Regions from separate parts of the Homo sapiens genome. Here region 2 is linked to region 1. The links are chromatin loops, found by intact Hi-C in ENCODE. Cell type or tissue: heart right ventricle. All regions are shown on one strand. Links, peaks and the distances in the headings refer to the core of each region. The heading gives the core; the rest is flanking DNA.

What was found. Peaks named below come from ENCODE experiments on the same cell type or tissue, not always from the same donor. Only the 100,000 strongest peaks of a DNase experiment are listed, where the experiment ranks them.
Region 2: it touches region 1 in a loop (2.0-fold over the local background); 1 of 110 quality-filtered maps calls a loop at or near these places.

What each region holds. Positions count from the first base shown.
Region 1 is chr1:72,062,283-72,067,677 of GRCh38, forward strand. The region is part of intron 1 of NEGR1 (neuronal growth regulator 1); the gene reads right to left. Among named protein-coding and RNA genes, the nearest start is that of NEGR1, 220 kb to the right of the region's middle. In heart right ventricle, for the core only: no CTCF peak of the experiment used is centred there; no DNase peak of the experiment used is centred there; H3K4me3 peaks cover 609 bases.
Region 2 is chr1:72,112,104-72,117,498 of GRCh38, forward strand. The region is part of intron 1 of NEGR1 (neuronal growth regulator 1); the gene reads right to left. Among named protein-coding and RNA genes, the nearest start is that of NEGR1, 170 kb to the right of the region's middle. In heart right ventricle, for the core only: no CTCF peak of the experiment used is centred there; no DNase peak of the experiment used is centred there; H3K27ac peaks cover 1,375 bases.

The DNA.
Region 1 (5,395 bases), core at 286-5,285:
CCCATTCTTTGAAGCCTTCCAGAATCCTCCAGGCAGAATTAATCACTCCTCATTCTAAGATGCCATAATATTTACTATGTACTTTTATAAGGGTGCCTACCACACACAATATTAGCAATATTCCTTAGGTGCTATATCTTGTACTACATGCATTTATATCTATCTCTCTTTGAAGAGGAAAAAGACTTCTTGTTCATCTTTAAATGCCCATCACCTAGAATAGTGTGAAGAAGCACGATGAGTTCAATAAACATAACTAGAGCATGAAATAAAGTGGTTAAAAAGAACTTTGAGGACATACATATACTGCTTGGTGACCAAAATGATGAATTCCCAAAATACATGTGTATCTTCCTATAGTCTGAGGGCTCTGTGCATGGTTTAGTAGCCTCTTGCTTGCATATAGCTTTCTAATCTAAGGAAAGTACAGACTAGCTGGTACTCCAGCATCTGGGGCAGGAGCTAACTTGTTGACTGAGCTGATTGTGGTGATCTGTGCCTGTGAAATATGAAGTGGGTGTTTCCCAAGATAGCTTGTCTTGCAAAGGAAACCAGGGACTGCCCACATGGCATTATTAACCAATTAAGAAATGGATAGCCACTTTCAGAAGGAGTTTTTCAGCTTCAGTCTTCTCTGTTCAGAAGGTAACATGTTAGTACATAAATTGAGTGAATCTTCATAAATCAATGGCACTAAAACTAGTGGGAGGAAAGGAAAAGAAGGAAGTTCTTTCTATATGTTGCATTTTTAAAGAAGCGTTGATTTTAGAAGTCTCGAATAGATTATGATATAGTATTTATTTTGAAAAAAAATCTGTTCAGTCCCAGTTTATTTCTGAAACTGTAGCAGTAAAAATCATTTTATAAGATCAATTTATATATTTTGAAATTAAATATTTTTCCTGGATAATCTATCATTGCACTGAGCTTGTAAACACTGTTTTACACATGTGTTTTCTAATCCTCTAAATTTCCTTGCAAGGTAAGATGAGGACTTGGGTTCAGATAATATAATTGACTTGCCTTAGGTCACACCTATTAGGTTGGTGAAAAATGGTGGGTTTTGCCATTGGAAGTAATGGCAAAAACCACAATTACTTGTGTACCAACTTATAGTTATGTACGGCGTAATGGAAATAAAAGTGAAGTCACACCTATTAGGTCGGTGCACAAGTAATTGCGTTTTTGCCATTGTAACGGCAAAAACAGCAATTACTTTTGCACTCACCTATAGTTATGCACAGTGTACTGGAAATAACAGTGACTTTAGAATGAGTCACTTATTCTAGCTCTGCCAGAATGTGAACCTGAATCTCACTTGTTCTAAAGTCACTTTTATTTCCAGTACACTGTGCATCTAGGGTGTGTTTTCTATGATTTGTGACCAGGTGGACTTAAATATGAAGATTAAAATTTTTAGCAGGTCACAAAACTATCTCACATGCCATCCTAAAAGTAGAATCCAGAGAGTCATACACTATACACATTTTTAATCATGACTATTAAGCCCTCAATGCTGTAACAAGCTACAAAGCCAAGATTGTAGTGCTTGATCACAATGGCTATGTGCTTCCTCTAAGACTTAATACTCAGAGAACCCCCCTGTAAGATGTAGTCGGCCAAGTGTTAGCTTTAAAGTAGTTTTTGACAGCTTCCATCCCGTAAAATAATGCTCAGTGATGGGATGGCTTACAGTTTCAATTTCAGTTTAAGAAACAATTGAAGGGATGCATTTTATAAATTATTCTATATTAGAACAAAAAGAAATTTGTAAAAGTTATTAAAAAAAGGAAAAAAAAAACTTTCTTCTTGCATTTGTTTTACTCAGAATCATACTGGCCAGAAGAATGGGGCTTTTAAGTCGGATGCAGAGAAGTGATGGGTAATTAGGTCTGTGTCATTTATTTTGTAGAAAAAAGGAGCCTTTATCACAAATCATATTGCCTTTCCAGTCTCCCAGAAGGAACATTTTTACTTCGTCTTTTTCTCTTCAGTTATTAAAAATAAGCCCTCCAAATACTGAAACCAGACACAGTTACCTAAAGAAAAGAAAGCCTCTAATCCTCTCCCCAGGCATGTAGAGGAGCTGAGGATCCTTTACCTCTGCAGCTTTGTTAGTGCACCAATAACTGAAACAAGATAAATTCTGACTGAACAAGCAATATGTTGATAGTGTCTGTGCAAAAGCTTCTGTGGTTCAGCCGCTGGGATCAAATCAGAACACAGTGGCCCTGAGCACCAACGGCTTTCACTATGCTGGCCCTATTCTTTCAACAGTGTGTCCAAATACAGTCCTTGTTGTCAGTTTATGAAGCATTTAGTTTAAATTTCTTCCCAGAATGGACTTTTTATGTTTCAAAAGGATATGCTCTACAGAAAAGCAAAATGTACACTGCAACCATTAATCATCTAGAATGAGAATCATTATTATTATTTTACTTATTGCTACCAACCTTGATACCTGACATTTAAATTGTTCTTTCAGCATGGCAAAGTGTTTTTATATTTTTCATCTCATATGATTCCTACAGCAAACCTTGAGATAGAGGAAGTACTTTCATTTTTTGGTTTATTTTATTAAATGAGGAAACTTAAGAAACACAGTGTATGTGACTTGGCCTAGGGTCATGACATTTAGTTGCAGTGTCTCAATTATAAATTACTGTTAACTCCAGTTCTGTTTTATTATTATTATTTTCACATCTAACTGTAATTCAAATATCAAATATTCCTGAGTAAAACAAATTTCAAGTATTCCAAGAAAACAACTCTTATTTTGATATGTAAGGGTGTGGATATATATAAAGGTATACTTTTTCATACACATACATAGTAAAAGTAAAAATACAAATAAGTGTAATCATACAAGGCCATAAACAACTTTTCATTTTTTTACTGGACATCTTTATTCATATGTATATTTTGCACACTGTATTATTACTTTCTAAGGATAAATTACAAGATGTTTAACTTCAAGTCTATCTACCTGCTTTTGAATCTCCCAATTTCTTCTTAAAATTTATGTATTCTTAGAAATCCTTCCTCTACTGCCCTCATAATTTACTGTCAGGTCCTAAATGGGGTAACTTTGATTTGTTTTGTCACAATATGGTAGCTACTGATCCATTTCTCCCTCACAGATTTAGATGTGAAACTGACATTGCTAACTGTCTGCCCAAATTTGAAATAGACAAACAAACAAACAAATAAAATCAATCTGCCAAGGCTTCTCTGGGAACAGAGCACCTTCTCCACATGTCTACTAAGAGCTGTGTGGAAAAGTAGGAGAAAGGACTTGAACTCCAGCAATGGTAATTGGGACAAGTTTGCCCCACTGTTCTGTTAAGGTTGACTGACTTCAAACAAAATAAAATTAAGTATGAAGTGTACCTTTAGAAAAAAGTTAAATTGAAGGTTGGTCATCATCATATTAACATTTATATACCTAAAAATAGCAAGGGTAAGAATTCTTATTTTGCATTAATCAATGCTCTAAGAGCTTCATTTACATTACTGCATATAATGCTCACAGCACCACTATGAGACCCTGCTTTTAATTCTAATTTTGCCCATAAGCAAAATTAGGCTACCAGAGGTTATTAAATGATGTGTTATTGGGCATTAAGCCAGGAAGAGATATAGCCAAATACACAAACCAAGAAAGCCTGAGAAAAGAGTCCATACATTTAACCAACTTGCAATTAAAAACACTAATTTTAAGAATTCCCCTTCCCTTTAGAAAGCAATCCAAGTACAACTATCAATACTCAGAATATATAGAAATATAGACTCAATAATAAAAGTAGTTAATAACTTACAAGGCATTTACTAGTTGCCAGGGGTTTTTCCAATATGTCATGAATTGCATTTAAAGATATTTATACCAATTATACACATAAGAAGACTGAGGCATCGGAAGGTTGAGTTAGTTTCCCATGATCTCTCAGCCGATAAGTGGTGGAGCTGGGATACAAATCCAGGCAGCGTGGCCTAGATCCATGGATTTAACAAAGCTACACTACTCATTAACATTCACTTCAACTTACACATTTTCTGAGAACATCATAATTGTGTAAAATAAAGTCTAAATATACAGAATTAGTCTCCTACTTCTAGAGGCCTGAAATTAAGACCACATTTTAACTTTTATAGTAACAAGAGAAATAATAAATAATGATTAACTGTTATGAACTGATTTGTGTCCTTCTGAAAAATGTGGAAGCCGTGACCCTCAATGTGACTTTATTTGGAGATAGATTCCTTAAGGAGGTAATTAAGGTTAAATGAGGTCATAAGCTTGGGCTGTAATCCAGTGTGCCTGGTGTCCTTACACGAAGACAGAGAAACACCAGGAATGCACATGCACAGAGAAAAGGCCCTGTGAGGACATAATGGGAATACAGCCGTCTACAAGCTAGGAAGAGGCCTCCGGAGAAACCACCACTGCCGGCACCTTGATCTTAGACCACCAGCCTCCAGAACTACGAGAAAATAAAGTCATGCTGTTTAAGACACCCAGTCTGTGGCATTTTGTTATGGCGCTCCTATCAGACAAAGACACTGACCGAGTCAAAAATTTGGTAACTAAAGATTGAAAGAGAAGGTCTGAGAAATGTAAAAGCCAGACAGAATGCTAATGAAATATTTCCAGAGCAGGAAAGTGTATGTTTTAGGTTCTCCCAGTGCCCATTCATTTTTTTTGCCATAAAATTTTTGCCATAAGTTCCTAGTATGATCCATCTGCATAAATGTACCTTACATTTATTTCATGTTAGGTGTATTGCATGTGGTTAAAGAGGTAAAGATCTACCTTTCTAGTTGTAGCAACATTTGGTGACAAAATAGCAAGTACTATAAACATGGAAAAGATCGATTTGATTTGTAAACCAAATTATATACCTTTTAATTTTAAGATTCCAACTCAGCTCATGAATCTTTCATGTTTGGTAATATCCTATACATTAGAGATTTAAATTTTGTTGTGGTGTAACAGTGTCTGTATATGTTCAATTTCCATTACCCTTAATGAGTGTTCTGCTCAAACTGGTTTGTAAAAAGTTCACAGAGTGAACTGAATTTTGATTTTATGTAAAAGTGAGATGCATCTCGTCATACCTAGAGCAGCAAACAGAAGATAAAATGCATATTCTAACAGTATACCCATTTTTAACTACAGAAAAATAATTGACTAGATATCTACTCCAGTTTTAGGAAGTACAAATTATTCAATTTATAAAACTTTGAAGATAAGGTACCATAATTTACAGACAACTTATTTGATCCAAATCTTGCTTGAACTGTAGTTTTACACTGAGTAACTTTCCTAATCTGTGCTCTAGTTTGTCAATTTTGTTGTCCACTCTAACAAGAAAGATAGTCAGTGATGCATAATAAT
Region 2 (5,395 bases), core at 280-5,279, 50 kb after region 1:
GTTTTATTCCACATTCCATGGTCTATTCATAACATAAAGAAACCTATTTAATTTCTCCATTTTCATTCTCCAACGTAAGCATTAGCAAAATAGACCTAATTTTCTTCACTTTTTTTTTTTAATTTAGAATATTGATGGCTCAGAGTTGTACACTTTTACGTTTAAAAAAAAAATCTACCCCTTTGGCTTATTTTTCTCTACATAATTATCTGAAAATGTAAAGTAGTAATAATCAGAGTTCTTCGTTTATACTATTCTTCATTATAACTTATTTCATTTTTTCCAAAATTTATTTTTTCCATAATATATCCATTGTTTTCACATTTTATTTTATAATATCCTACTTTTTCTTCTTCCCACCATGTTTTCTGATCTCAAATTGTTCTGAAACAATGTATTATTTGTATGGCTTGACTAATATTATGATACATTTGTGATTGTTAGGTTTCTTCCTCCTTGTATTGAAGCAGATAGCCAAATCTATGTTGACTGATTCAATAAACCATGGATCTTGGTCACAAGCCCTAAAGGAAATACTTTTTGCAGACTAAAAAGATAATTTCCCTAGACTGGAGGGAGGGGGAAAGAAAAAAAAATGAAGAAAGAGTGATCTGAAGGTTACCAGTAGGCTTCAACAATGTTTCTATTAAAAATCATCATCCTTTCTCCACTCCACCTCCCTCACTACTGCCATTGGCCATAGTACAGGTTGTGCTTCTCTGGGCGCTCCCCTGACATGGGTTTTGGGGGAGGAATTTGGTGTTTTGCAAAATCTTTTCCCCGACTTTTTTCAAGCATTGCTTTTTATTTTTCCTTCCCCTCAAATTCCTCCTTTTTAACACCACCTCCATGTTCACCTGTCAGCTATTTTTTTACTACTTCTTTTTGGCAAGAAGTCTCCGACTTCCACAATTTAGTGTTTTGGATTTAAATTTATTTATTCTCCAGCAACCTGAGAAATCAGTATTGCATACTCAAGATAGGTACAGAGTTAAGAGTCCAACCTGACACATAGAAGCACAGTGAGCACTAGACCCAAGGGTTTTTCATGATGACCAGTATTATGAATTTATGAACGGACTAGCAAGCTATGTGGACCAAAGGCCTAAGTCTTGGTGCTACATGAGACTCTAAAACTGTGAATCAGCTTTGGAGTTGGGGAAAGCCAGAAGAAAAACTGGCTTTATTGACAACCCAGGTGAATGGAGACTCAAAATCAGAAAAGCAAATACAGTAGAGAAAGTAAAGAAAGTGTATTTATTGCACACCTGAGATTGTATTATAGCTGTTATCCTTGGAGAATGGCAGTTAGAAGTGAGTAAGCTTTTATACAAAAAAAAAATATGTGTTTAGAAAAAAAATATATATATTTAGAAATATAAATACACTTAGAAATATATATGTTTAGAAATATGTGTTTGTGTGTATGTGTGTGTGTGTGTTTAGAAAAGGAAGAATATCAGAAGCACTGTCAGGAAGAGGAAAATGGAAAGTAAATAGAAAAGCAGATAAGAGCACAAGGAAAGTGTGGTGAAGGATGGGTAAGGCTGAGGAATTGTACCTACTTTAGTACAGTATTTCAAATTACTCTTTCTAAGCAGATTCAAACTGTGATCTTTCTCTCCTTAATCCTGGATTTTCTGTAGAATTTGTCCTAACAGTTAGGTGACTTCATTTTCTACAAATACTGTCAGGCTGTCAGTTTCTCAGTTATTGCCACCTAACACAACACTTAGGACTTAATTTAACTCTTGTGTGTGACGTGACAGCATCACACAGACTGCTTTATCAATCAGGGCACTGTTGCTGTTTCTTATACTTTTGCCATAGAGCCTATTGAAACCACATCCTCTACTTTTCTATGTATAAACACTTGTGTAATGTTATGTTATCATCTACTAATCATAAAACCATATAGCTTACAAATTTGAAATACAGGTACTTGAGTGTTTTCAAAATTGATCAACGTATTGAGTGTGATGGTTAATTGTATGTGTTAACTTAGCCGGGCTATGGTACCTGTATATTTGGTCAAACGTGATATTGGATGTTTCTCTGAGGGTATTTTTTTTTAGATGAGATTAACATTTAAATCAGGAGACTTTAAGTAAAGCATATTACCCTCCATAATATGGTCAACCTCATTCAATGGGTTAAAGGCCTTAATAGAACAAAGACTGATCTCCCTCCCCATCACCCCACACCTCTGCCCAGCCCAAGCAAGAAGAAATTCTGCCAGTAGACCACCTTTGGACTCAAATTGCCTATCCTGTAGATATTGGACTGACCAAGCCTCCACAATCACATGAGCCAATTCCTTAAAATAAATCGTTATCTCTCTCATTTGATAGATAGGATAGATGATAATGACAGATAGATAAATAGATAGATAGATAATAGATCTAGATAGAGCTCCGTTTCTCTTACTTTTTGTCATCTATCTATCTGAGAGATAAAGATATTTGTTTCTGTTTCTCTGAAGAAATCTGACCCATACACTGAGAATTAAAATTAGGACTTGAAATAACTACATAAGCAAAAATAGATGCTTTGCTTGGAAGAAGCTTTTCACTTCCTTGTAATATTTCAAATGGTGTTGGAACACATTCCGGAAACCCTATTTATTTTTGGTTTTAAAGAAAGCAAGACAGATTTGAGAGCACCCTTTTATCTAATTGATTCCATTTCCTTCCATCCTCAAGAACAAAGCACACATTCCTTTGGAGCAAACTGCTCACATAGGAGTTATGCTTTATTTTACTGAACTTGCAATTAATTGAAAGTAAAAAGAAGTTAGTGTACTCATAAAAAGTTTGTCTTTTTGAACAAAGTTGAGTATTGTAACAAGACACCGTGTTATATTTGTCACTATTGCTTTTTATGTCAAAATGGGATCCATTGAATCTTGAAAAATCTGGCTTTCTAAACCTGGAAGCTGATTTTGTTTTGGGAAAGATAGATACTGAAACTTTGGTTCAGAGTTTTGCTCTGTTAAACTTCCTGAGTAAGCCTTTTATTTATGTCAGTGTGAGGCAAAGAATATTCTCAGGAATGCAAGTGCCTAAGAAGCTGTGAAAAATGCGTTAATTGTGGTCTTTTATATATATATTTTTTCATTTAGCATATAAAATAATGTCATAATGCACTGGGTTGAGAAACCTATTTCTCCAGATCTATAAACCAGACCAAAAGTTAGGCATGGAGGCATTCTGAACAGATCTAAGAAAATGTGGCTGGCATTAGCTTTTATACTGGTGTTCAATAGCAAGTTTTAAGTTTATTAGTGTTATATCTCTCTTTTTAATCCCTACAATTGTGTAGAAAGTCCTATTCAGCGTTTCAGCCTGGCCTCAGCAATGGGGCTCTGTAATCTTGTTAAGGCCATTGGAACACTAGTGCCAGTGATTCAGAAGACATTACTTATGCCAGAAAATCTGATATTAGCATTAGCTGCTGGACAGAACAGACATGAGTACTTTGAGCCTGACAAAAGAGTCTGAAATGGGAGCTATACCTTTAAAGTGTGTATGGAAAAGTGGGGAAAGGTCGTGTTTTTAATTGACTTGGCTGGAGAGCTCTCCAGGTATTTAGTGGGTATACGGGAAGTACCCTGGTGACAATACACTGACTAACCTAAAATCAAGCATGGGACACCCATTAAAGGGAAGGGAATTTCAAATTTGGAGTATGAGTGTTGAGGGTGTTAAGTCTTTTATCTTACCTCTTCTGTGGTGCCATCCTTATGGTGGGGTGGGTGCCAAAGCACTTCTGATAACTTTAATGTAGGCCCATGAAATGAAGAAAGCAATTTGGGTTGAACCAGAAATAGGAGTTGACTTAAGAGTATCTGGGTCACATTTCAACATTAGGTGTACTTTTATGTGTAGCCTAAATTTAAAACATTTATGCAAATGTTAATTAGCCTCTTTAAAACAAAAGGTGAATATTATGTCAGCAAGGAGATCACCCTAGACAGCATTACTGTATTATTATCAGTGTGGAGGTTCAATAGAAGGACAACAGAGATTTTCATTCTTAAAAGAGATACAGTAAAAGTTCCACTCTGGGGAGTACAATCAGTTGAGTCATGATATAAGACTTTTACTTTTTATATACTAGCATTCTGTACTTAAATCTTTTTAACTTTGTGCATATTAAAAGATACTTAGAAAGTTAAGCCATAAACTTTAAGTTAAAATGAATCCATTCAATCTCCTTGAAAAGTAACTATGATCTGTAAAGTAGCAAATGCATTAGAGATGGCATTTTAAAAGAATTGCTTTGTGAAGCAGAGATCCCTTTGAATTGTGAACAGTAACACCCAATCTGCAAACTTACATTTAGCACTCTGGATTTCCTTAGTCATATGCGGACTTCATGATTGAACTAATCATTAGTGCATTGTTCTATCTATAGAAGATAATCAATTAGTTGAATGAAAATAGTCGTGGTTTTAAGTTAATTACAGTTAATTTAATCCCTACTTCATGAAAATAAAATATCCCAGTATGATTTCCACCCTCTCCCCCTTAAAAAGTAGTTTTAATTTGCTTTATGTGTAATATTTATTCTGACTTACAGGTAACTTAAAACTTAAAAACACATTTCTATTATATAAATAAGTAGCATTTAACACTTAAAGTTTTATTTCAAATGAAATAGTCTGTAAAAGTGTTTACATTATTTATTTTCATCTATTTCTTTAGAAACAATTTGCTAACACTAAAATGCCCTCCAATATTCACATCTATATGAATTTTTATAGGTTTTTCACTGATTTTGATAACAAGAATATTAATTGAAATGTTTTATTATATGACATCAAAATAGTTCATTAATAGCTTAGTGCCACACACCTCTGAGAATGTGTCTTATCTGAGCTTATTATTGCTGATCTAAAAGCTCAAATGAAAGTTTAAGTAGTTTTCTGTGAGCTTTGGCTCAGAAAAAAGTGATGGCACTGCAAGCCATTTTAAGCTTAATCTAGTTCTTCCCTCTGTTTTCTTGGCTTCATCTCTATCATATCTAATTGATGAGTTTTACTAATACATGTTAAAATACAGTGGAGCAACAATGGTCCATTCTTCTCATATACTTTAATGCACACTCCCGCAATATATTATTTATGGTCTTAGTTATTTGTCTAATTAAATCTGTTACTTTTATTTAAACTAGAGATGTTTATGCATTTTTGTTTGTTTGTTTGTTTGTTTGTCCTCAGTGATCCTTAAGCACAAGCCTCACTGGCTGCATTAGTTCCTCTATTATTCATACCAGCAGTGTTCTGAACACAGCAGTGAATTGTCTGTTTGAGAATACAGCTATAAGGTAAACCAGAATTTAGCAACACTCACACCAATTTCTGTGCTTTAATCTGCCAGCATTCTAGGCACAT